Regions from separate parts of the Homo sapiens genome. Here region 1 is linked to region 2. Evidence: chromatin loops called from intact Hi-C (ENCODE). Cell type or tissue: heart left ventricle. All regions are shown on one strand. Each heading gives the region's core, and the rest is flanking DNA. Links, peaks and the distances in the headings are about the cores only. Region 1 overlaps SHROOM4 (shroom family member 4). Region 2 overlaps SHROOM4 (shroom family member 4).

Region 1 (5,384 bases), core at 171-5,170, 81 kb after region 2:
CCCAATACGAACAACAGAAAGAAAATAGACTGAAAAAATAAACAGAGCCTCAGGGATCTTTGGGACCATGCCAAAAGATCTAACATTCATAGTACTGAAGTACTAGAAGGAGAGAAGCAGAGCAAGACTAAAAATATACTTGAACAAATAATACCTAAAACTTCCCCAAATTTGGCAAAAGACATAAACCTGAAGATTCAAGAAGGTAAGAAAATCCCAACAGGATAAACCCAAAGAAATTCATACCAAGACACATCTTAGTCAAAAGTCTGAAAGCTAAAGACAAACAAAAAAATCTTGAAAGCAGAGAGAAAGAAGTGACACATTACTGATATGTGAAAAATAATTTGAATGACATCATATTTCTCATCAGAAATCAATGGAGCCAGAGGAAGTGGCACAATATTTTTTTCAACTACTGAAAGAAAAGAACTTTCAATCCAGAATCCTATGTCAAGAGAAAATATCCTTCAGGAATGAAGGAGTCATCAGGACATTCTCAGATGAGGCAAAACTAACAGCATTCACCACTGGTGGACCTATTTTAAAAGTACGGCTAAAGGAAGTTCTGTAAATGGAAAGGAAATGACAAAAGAAGGATTCCTGGAATATTAGGAAAGAAGAAATGACATAGAAAATATGTATGTATGTATATGGGTAAATAAAATAGATTTCCTTTTTCTCTTGAATTATCTAAGTTATGTTTGATGGTGAAAGCAAAAATTATAACATTGTCTGATGTGGTTCTAAATGTATGTAAAGGAAATATTTAAGATAATTTTATTGTAAAAAGAGAAGCATAAAGAGATGTAAAGAAAGGTAAAGTTACTATACTTCAAACTGGTAAAATGACAATATCAATAAACTGTGATACATGATGTATATCTAATACCTATAGCAACCACTAAAAAATCAATATGAAGAGATATACTCAAAATCTCTAAAGATAAATCAAAATGGGATTCTAATTAATGTTTAAGTAACCTACTGTAAGGCAGAGAAAAAAGAAAGTAAAGAAAGTAAAAAAGAGAACAAAGAGAAAACAAAACAAGATTTAAGCCCTAACATATTAATAAGTATGTGAAATGTAAGTGGTCTAAACACATCAATGAAAAGACAGAGACTGGCAGAGTGCATAAAAACACATGATTCAACTATATGCTGTCAACAGTAATTCACTTCAAATAATATAAGCAGGTTGAAAGTACAAAGACAAAAAATATACTATGTAGATGTGAATGAAAGGAAAGAGAGAATGGCTATATTAATAGCAGATAAAGTAAGCAACCAAAGAAATAAATGGCATTCAGATTTGGAAAGGATAAAATAAAACTGTCGCTTTTTGGAGATAACATATGTTGAAAATCCCAAAGAATCTAAAACTAACAAAATCAATCAGTCAAACAAACAAAACAAGTTCAGCAAGTACGAAGCATACAAGATCAACATACCAAAAGCAATCACATTTCTGTATACAAATAATAGACATGTGAAAACAAATAAAAAACAATACCATTTACAGTTGCTGCAAAAAAATGAAATGCTTAGATGTAAATCTAACAGAACATGTATAGGGTATGCATGCTAAAAACCACATAATGCTGAAAAAAGAAAAAAATCCAAATGAATAGGAAGACACACTGTGTTCATGGATTAGAAGACGCAATATAGTAAACATGTTAATCCTCTCTAAATGTTTATACATATTTAATGCAGTTCCTATCAAAATCTCATCAAGATATTTTCTTGATATAGACACAATTGTTCCAGAAAGGCAGAGCAACTAGGATAAAGCAATTGTGAAAAAGAAGAATAAAGTAAGAATCAATATACCCAATTTCAAGACTTTGATAACTATAGCAGTCAAGACTGTATGGTATTGGTAGAGGGTCAGACACATATATCAATGGAATCGAATAGAAAACACAGAAATAGGCCCACACAAATATGCCAAACTTATTTTTGACAAAGTTGCAAAAGCAATTCAATGGAAAAAAAGATAGCCTTTTCAACATATGGTGCTGTAACAATGAGACAACAACAGGCCTAAAAACAAACCTCGACCTAAGTCTGATACTTAAACATGCACACAAAACCTCAGAATGGATCATAGACTTAATGTAGAGGTAATGTAAATGTAAAACTATAAATATTTTAGAAAAAAATAGGAGAAAAAATTTGGGATCTAGGACATTGAAAATAGTTTTTAGACTTGACACCAAAAGTATATATTAATTCATCAAAGGAAAAACCGATAAATTGGATTTGAGTTACATCATTCATTCCTTCATTAATTGTTAACATAGACTATCATGTTGTGGATACTGAGACTTTACAGATAATTAAAATGCAGCCCCTGTCTTCAAGGAAATCATAGTTTAGTAGAGAAAAGCAATATCTAAACTAACAGTTATGATGAGATGTGGTTAAGTGCACAGAGGACGGAGCTCTCCTGTAGGGATGAGGAACAGTTTGTAATACATAGCAGAAACCTTTAACAATGAGCAGAGACTTAGCAGGTAAAGGAGTGGGACACTATTCTAAGCAAAGAGAACAGTATCTGCAAAGGCAGAGACATGAGAGGACACTGTATTCAGGGAACGGTTAATATGTTCAAGGAGGCTAAATGTATGAGATTTGTCCATACGTTGTCATCATTTAGAGAGGGGAACAACACACACTGGGGCCTTTTGGAAGGTGGAGGGTGGGAGGAGGGAGAGATCAACAAAAATAACTAATGAGTACTAGGCTTAATATCTAGGTGATGAAATAATCTGTATAACAAACCCCCATGACACAAGTTTACCTATTAACTCTTTACCTATGTAACAAACCTTCACTTGTACCCCTGAACTTACAATAAAAGTTTTGAAAAATGAGATTTGAATGAATACATATCTGAGGTAGAACCAACAGGATTTGGTAACTGATTTGATAAAGGTGAAGTGGGTAGCTGAGAGAAGAGGGGATCAAGATGCTTCTTGAATTCCTACTTTAAAGGACTAGGACCATTAAATGTGATCAGGAACAGGAAAGGAGGAGAGGGCATTCTTGTTTCTGGATGGGGGGAAAGTATTAAAACATATTGAGTTTGAGGTACCTGTGTTTCTTGGCAAAAATGTCCTCCAGACAACTGGAAATATGAAGTTAGTATTGAGAAAATAGTTCTGGACTAGAGATGTAAATGTGTGAGGCATCAGTATTCAAATAGTTGATGCTATAGTAGTAAATTATGTTACATACTGAAAGGGCACACTGAGAAGCTGGGTGTCTGAGAGACAAAAAAAAATTGATAGAGCAAAGTCCAATGTTCCTTTTTGACTATTTGCCATTCGGTCTTCACAAAACTAGTTTAGATTCCCCTCAATGCATTAACATTTAGAGAACTCTGGCTTGAATAAGACAAAGAGATGAAAAGGCTGCCATTTCTCAGCCATTGCTGCCAACTCCCTTCTCTTCTATCTCCACATAGCATCTCTGGGGAGGTAAGGATCTGCTGAAGTCAGTAAAGAAAATTCCATAGCTTTCTTTGGTGATTTATTACTGACTGCAGAAAGTGATTTAGTTCTCTAGAAGACCTAGCTAAAATCCTTCCTGCTACAAATGATACTGTTTCTTCATGTGCTGTCTTAATGGAAAAAGAAGACAGTTAGATACCCTATTGTGTGTATCATGGAATTATGTTTTCCAGTCTGGACAGCATGGGGAAGTAGATTTTTCAAGACAAATAAAGTGGCTGATGGGAGGCCCTAGGGTTGACAGGGAAAAAGATGTGGATAAGATTATGGGATTCAATTCCTGGTATTCTAGAAAAGTAGTTTTTTTTTTTTCTAGTCCTTGAAAGCAGTTATTAAATCACTTCTTCTTGTCTTACAAAACAAATATATGAAGAATCAAATACACAGCTTATTTATTTTGCAAGGCAAAACTCCCCTATGGACATTAAATTGGCTGTGAAATGAGTTAAGTCGGCAATTTTGCTTTGGTTTTGTTTTGTTTTTGTGTTTGAAACCATCCATGGCAAGTGGCTATTTCTAAGGGCTTGAAAATTTTATCTTCTCTGGGTTGAATAATCTTGATTCTTTCACAAAGCCTTCACTTGAATGACTTTTCTATCCATTAATTATTTTATATCACTTCCTTGATTGCTCACCAAATTCTTTGTACCCATCTTTAGCTATTATGATAGGATCACTTTAACTCTCTGATCAAAAACTGCGTTTAAATATTGTTCAAAACATTCTGTTCTGTGCAAGGGATATAAGCCCTTGAAAAAAACATTTCAGAGAAAAAAAAAGTGTCAGGCCCTGTTGTTAAAGGAAGTGAGCTGTACCGGAATATTAATCAAGTCCAGTTATTGTATCCAAATTAAACTGGTGTCTCTTAATTCCAGCTTGAAAAGCAGCAAAGTGGAAGGAAGAAAAGTAATGCAAAGGATAAAAATAGAAAATATTTCCTGCTTAAAGAAAGAGAGAAACGGGATTTTTACATACATAGTGGCATCACTTCCTTAATGAAGCTATTCCCTTTTCTATAAATTCTGTCTGGTGTGGAAGGACAAAGAATGGTGGAAGGAAATCTGAAAGCAAAGATGTTGAACAGGTAAAGTTGGAGTTTCCCACTAGTTAGCTCCAATAGTCAAGGCTAGGGGAACATATCAATGGCCAACACAGTATGAATTATAGTTAATCCCTGAGAATGGCAGACTTGAGTATTTTGGATACTAAGGGAGGCCCAAGGATGAAAACATGCTTCTAGAGAACATTTTCATTTTATTTGAATTTAAATTAAGATTTGGGATGAGCTGATAAAAGGCAAAGTGAAGGAGTATCATACCTGGTAGTGCCTTAGCTGTTTATTGTTTTTAAAAATTGTTCTACAATTGCCAGTGGTTTTGGTTAATGTCAATCTAAGATATCTCAACACCGATATCTAGGATTTTTAATAGACAAAAGGCATAATTTTCTCTCTTCCTAATGTGGTAAAACATAAAGTTTGATTTGACTGGTGAGATTGAGTCTAGAAAAATAAAGGGGAAAAGACAGCTAATACTTCTAAAGATGCTAAATTCTAAGTATCTGCATGCTCTCATTTCATCCTCAGTAGAAATCAGTGAAAAAGAGGTGAGAAAATGGACCCAGAGATATTAAGGCAGACGTCCAACTTATCAGTCCACTGCTAATCTTATACTGGTGGTCCTAGGTGTTCTTCCCAAAGTGACATTCATGCATTCATTCATTGACTATTTGTTTATTCATCAAATACTGTATTCCAGGCTCTGAAGCCACGTCCTGGAGATTAATGGTGAAAAACACAAGGCCTAGCTTTATGGAAACTTATTGGTTCCTGACCAATTCTCCAAGTTTTAGGTAAGTCTGAGTTCT
Region 2 (5,384 bases), core at 271-5,270:
TTGCCCAGGATGGAGTGCAGTGGTGTGGTCTCAGCTCACTGCAATCTCTGCCTTCCAGGTTCAAGCAATTCTCCTGCCTCAGCCTCCCGAGTAGCTGGGACTACTGGTGCGTGCCACCACACCTGGCTAATTTTTTGTATTTTTAGTAGAGATAGGGTTTCACCGTGTTAGCCAGGATGGTCTTGATCTCCTGACCTCGTGATCCACCTGCCTCGGCCTCCCAAAGTGCTGGGATTTCAGGCGTGAGCCACCATGCCCGGCCGGAACTGTTTTCTTAATAACATTTTCGGATTGTTCATTTGATCTTGTGTTTTAACCTTGTATCCTGCAACTTTCCTAAATTCATCCAGGCAGGTAGTTGTGAGCAACACGAGAAGAGCAAGAATATGCCTGGGATAAGGAAAAAATGAATTGAGTAGATCAGGACTATAATAATGGTTACCATGTACTGAATATGTTTTCAACAAGTCAGTACTTCCCATGCTGTAATATGTTCATGAATCTCCTGGAAATCTAGTTAAAATTCAGACTGCTATCACTGGGTTTGGGGTGGGCCTGGGATTCTGCCTAATAACTTCTTGGATTGTTAGTGGCTTTTATTTATTATTTTCAAGTTACAATAACTGCAAGCAAGATAATACTGTTCCCATTTTACAGATAAGAAAATGACCTCAGAAGTTGAGCTAGTAGCCCAGGTTCATTGAATAAGTGGCAGAACCAGGATTTGAACACAGTTCATTCTAATGCCAAAGCTGGACTCTTTCTACTCTACCACAATGGATATCTTGAGTAGAAGGAGGATAGTTGGAATGTGAACAGAATATGGATCACGAAAAAAGAAAGCTTTTCAATGTCAGAGTTGCTTCCTGGAATACATTTGAGTCTAATCTTTGAGGTTGCCTTGGAGAGCAGATCACCAAGGCCCTTGCTTTCCAGGGAGCTGAGCATGAAGGTGTGAGATTGGACTATCAGCTAGAAGTAAGATGAAAATACTAGACAGAATTCAAGATTGGAAGAAGTCTAGAAAGAATGGCTTACCTTCGATCAGGCTAGACTCCAGAACTAGACTCTGTATACTGCTTAGGTCTATACCTGAGATTACACCTATTGTTGACTTTTTCTGCATTCTAAACATGGGGTTAGACTGGATGTGATGTTGCCACTGAGTAACCAGAGAGGAAGAAATATATCAGTGAGCTAAAGGGCAGGGCTGTGATCCTGAGATCCTTCTGAGTAGAAAAATACCATGCTTCAATACTGTGATAACAACAGAAATAACCAATGGCTTAAACTCTGTACCCCCTACTCAGGATGGTCTTGAAATAGATGTCTAAAAGCTGTTCCCCTAAAAAGGCTATGGCAGATCCTGCTATTTAACTGGGGATGATGAATGGTATAGCATCAATACCATCCCTCAGAGGCCAGGGTAAGGGTTTAGGGATGTGGGTAAGGGTCTGGTCATATGTTTATCTGTGAAGGACTATGGATAGGTGACCAAATTCCTTTCCAGTACTTTTCAGCAGAATCTTTAGACTTCCATCACCTGAGTTAAAACACATGAGATTTTTTTTTGTCCTTAGCACCTTTTATTGAAATATGACCCTTGATGACAATCTGGCAGGCATATCTATGTCAGCCAAGAAGGGAGTGGTGGAGGACACAAATGCAGAAACAACAAGATTTGGAAAAAGAATAGCTTCACATGGGATAGATGACCCCCAACAGCTGTACAACCAACACTGGTTCTTCATCTATAGAAACTGTCCCCTGCCCCACCCCCCCAAAAAGATCTACTAATCTTCAAATAATATAATATGCTGTTGCAGAAATATTATTGGCATAGACGACTCCTCTGGCAAAGCTCCAAATGGGTGGAAGTGGCCAGAAATGGGCCCAGCTTCCTCCATCTGGGGCTTGCTACTGGCAGAGCAGCACTGTCAGGGAGGGTCGGGTTCAGGATGTGGCTCTGGTGTGCCTGGGCAGCTTTATGGCACATGAGGTTAAATGGAAAACAGAACCTGAACCTAACCTTGAAGGAGGCTTTTTATCTTTTCACCTCTCCTTTTCTTTGCTTCCAATTTCTTCCTTTCTAGGGCTTTATTTTCAGTGTCTCTGTCTTATTCTGTCAGATTCTACTTGGGCATTTACAGCTATATCCTGGTTGAGTCTCCAGCTGTGGGACTCAGGAAGATTCAATTATCCAGAGCCCTGGGAGGTGGCAGGAGGGGTTGGGGGGACATGTGATAGTAACTCATGCACTGACTTCTCTATCAGCCATCATGCTTGCCTATTACCCATGGGGGCCTGTATAAGTATTTGACGGGAGACAGCAGAAGTTAAGACTGATAACTGTCTTTGGGGATCTCCCTTGGCCTGCCTTCCAAACTGCTACTCACTGGCAGGCCTTGGAGGAGGGCTGAGCCCAGGAACTGAGAACAGGGGAGAGAGACTGCATCTCAAGTAATACTGGCAGTGTTGCAGCACCGTCACACACAATGAGACTGCCCTGGCAGGAGTGTGGCACGCCAGTGTCTGTTTAGCAGTTCACCTTTATCTACCAAGCTTCACTGCTAGATATACTTTTGGGGTTATTTTTTAAATGCTTTGGCAACTTTCCCTCCATGTGAAAATGAGCATCCTTGTGTTCTGATTCTAACTCTAGAAACTAATTTGAGATGGGATTAAGAACAAAAATAACAGAGTTAATAGTATTTTTGGTGTCATAAACTTAAGGTACAACCAATCACATGCTGACTAGAAAAACTCAAGACTATGGCCATAGTGTCCAGGTAAGTGACCGTTCTTTTCCCTAGGCCCATATTCCCAAAAAGGTGCTCTAGCCCACAAATTCTGAGAATGATGAAACATATCAGCCTCATCCTCCCAATACAGGACATCTCAATTTGCTCATTGTTTGTCCTAGAGCCTGCTCAGAAGAAAAGATGACAACTATGGCCTCCATTGAAAGCACTCCCCTACCTTCTCAATCTTGGCTGGCTTGTGTAAGCCTAGCCCCTGCAAGCCACCAGCCTTCCTGAATAAAGTAGAATCTTCCACTGGAGGGGAGAATGGCAGGGTTGCCATTCTAACAGTGTTTCTGGCAGCAGTACTAAGAGCAAACCCAGAGCTCCACAGAAAGGCTTACCCCACCCCCTACCCCAGGACACCCTGCTGGCCAAGATTCTCCCATTGTTTTCAAATACAATGAAGAGGAAATGGAAGCTAGTGACAAGTATTTGTAACAGCAGCAAAAGTTCCTTGGCAAATTCTTTGGTTGAATGAGACATCCCTGCTGCTACAGTTGACCTTCAAGGACCCTGAGGAACTCAGCAGTAACTAGAAGAGATGCCAGGCCTTGGCTGGGTTGTGTGATACCAAGGATTGGCCCCAGTTAGTGAGGAACAGGGAGCTAAGCTGGATAACAGGGCAGCATTTGGCCATAACCCCCTTCTTGCCATCGTCCACCTGAGGGCTGCTTTTCCAGCATAGAAACTAGCTACTGGTGTCAGGGCCTTGGCAACAGCAGCAGTTTTAGTTGTTTGTATGCCTAAGATCCTGGCTGGGTCTTCAATTGCTCTGGGGAGCTGGCTCTGGCTGGAGCTCCCAGCTACCTTGAGTTTTGGTTCCCTTGAGCCAGGCCACAGGCTGAGAAAGCAATGGTTAGAGGAGTTCCTTCTGAGCTCACCTCTACTGATCCCATAGCTTGGAGATGGTAGAGAAATGACTGAACCTTTCTCCATTTCAGGAGATTTCTTTGGTTTCAAAAAGAAATCAGTAAGAAAAACTTAAACCCTGCTGGGGAATGCTAAACTCAAGTCACTTAGACTTTAAGGGAAGCACAAGGCCAGGCCACAGTAGGGAGGCTCTGAGTTCAAGGGGAAAACTCCTTCCTAGACATCGGTAGCTATGGTGGGAACAATTCAACGCCTTGGCACTTGCTTACCTAGCCACGGTGGATTCAGGCTGATCTGCAGAAAATGCTTTCCTTCTGGGCTAACTTTTCCCTCTCCAACTTCCCTCTTCTCGCCTTATTAGTTAAAAAAGAAAAAAATAATCAAAACATAAAAATAAATAAAATCAAAAGGCCATTTAAAATATAACAATAAGAACCCCCTCCCCCAATAATGAAACCTACATCTAGAAGTCAGTTTTAGTAGAGCTATTAATGGCCCATATGGTGAAGCCCTGGGGTAGGCACCTGCGGTAACCCCCAGCAATGTAAAGGAAAGATGAAACAAGAGGTGGTAGGACCAAAGTCTTAGGACAGGAAGAGGGTCACACTAGCCAGGGCTAAGAGTAGGCCTCTTCCCCTGAACTTGCTGCTGGGAAAGGTAAGGGTAGAGCCTATTTAAACCTGGTTCCTTCCTAAGGGGCACCTGGGGGTACTCAACCTTTGCTTGCATTTTTTTCAGTGTAATTCCTCCCTCTGTGCTTTCCCCTGCAAAGCTTGGGTGAGGCCCTGAAACTGGTGCCAGGTGAATGCCCTCAAGGCAGCCAGCTCTCTGTGAGAAATGGCTGGCCACAAGCCCTGGGGCAGAGTAGAGCTGCAAGGCAGATTCCCTCTGAGCCTTTAGAGGCTGTTGATGATATGGGTGGGTGATGAGTACTTGATGTCTTTGGTGTCCTAGTACAAAGCAGAATGAAGGCACTTCCTTGGTTCTCTGTGCAGCAAGTACTTGCCCTTGGCAACTGTGGGAAGGAGAGTGTGGTTCTAAGATCACACCTTGCTGCAGCTCCCTTGGGTAGAAGCTTGTGGCTTCCCCAGGGTCTCCTAGCTGGTTAGGACCACTGCTAGGGAAGGGGTAGTGAGAGACATCCAGGGTAGAGGGCTGGAACAAACTGCTAATTGCTATCTACTTGCTGAGAAACTGCTAACAAAGAAGATTGAAAGCACTTCCCACATGGCTGGGCAGGGATGCTGTGGCAGAGTGCTGGTAGAATTAGAAATTGCTGGGCCCCAGGAGTAGACTCTCCCTGAGACATTTGAGTTGCTCTTCCCCGAGCTTGATCTTCTCCTCCAGCTCTCGCTGTTCAATGATGAGAGCAGATTTCATCTTGACAAAGTGCTGGTAATCTTGGAGCTGGTCCTGAGGCAGGTAGCGGGAGACCATGCCAAACACCAACTTCTCCCGGCGGTCCACGTGCTCCTTCAGCTCCTTGGCATCTGCCAACTGCCCCGTCAGCTGCTGCTTCTTCTCTATCAGTACCAACTGGGGAAGCAGAGGACCAAGTAAGGGCTCTCTCAATTACCAGGCATCTGTCCAACAGTGCTGCCTAGCAGTACTCCACCAGAGATGCTGCCACAAAGCAGCTATACATTCTGCTAATTAGTCAGTCCTAGATTTTCTGCCCTGAAGTCTACCTCCATGCAAAAGCCTTTGTTT

The links. Hi-C counts contacts between places; a loop is a spot of excess contacts. Peaks named below come from ENCODE experiments on the same cell type or tissue, not always from the same donor. Only the 100,000 strongest peaks of a DNase experiment are listed, where the experiment ranks them.
Region 1: a loop joins it to region 2, with 2.6 times the contacts of the local background. A loop is called at or near these places in 11 of 110 quality-filtered maps.

The regions. Positions count from the first base shown.
Region 1 is chrX:50,672,479-50,677,862 of GRCh38, forward strand. The region is part of intron 2 of SHROOM4 (shroom family member 4); the gene reads right to left. Among named protein-coding and RNA genes, the nearest start is that of SHROOM4, 140 kb to the right of the region's middle. In heart left ventricle, for the core only: no CTCF peak of the experiment used is centred there; no DNase peak of the experiment used is centred there; H3K27ac peaks cover 185 bases.
Region 2 is chrX:50,591,755-50,597,138 of GRCh38, forward strand. SHROOM4 (shroom family member 4) reads right to left here. Exons shown (of 9, transcript NM_020717.5): 9 at 1-5,210. The coding sequence ends at 4,941. Among named protein-coding and RNA genes, the nearest start is that of DGKK, 120 kb to the left of the region's middle. In heart left ventricle, for the core only: no CTCF peak of the experiment used is centred there; no DNase peak of the experiment used is centred there; H3K27ac peaks cover 1,296 bases.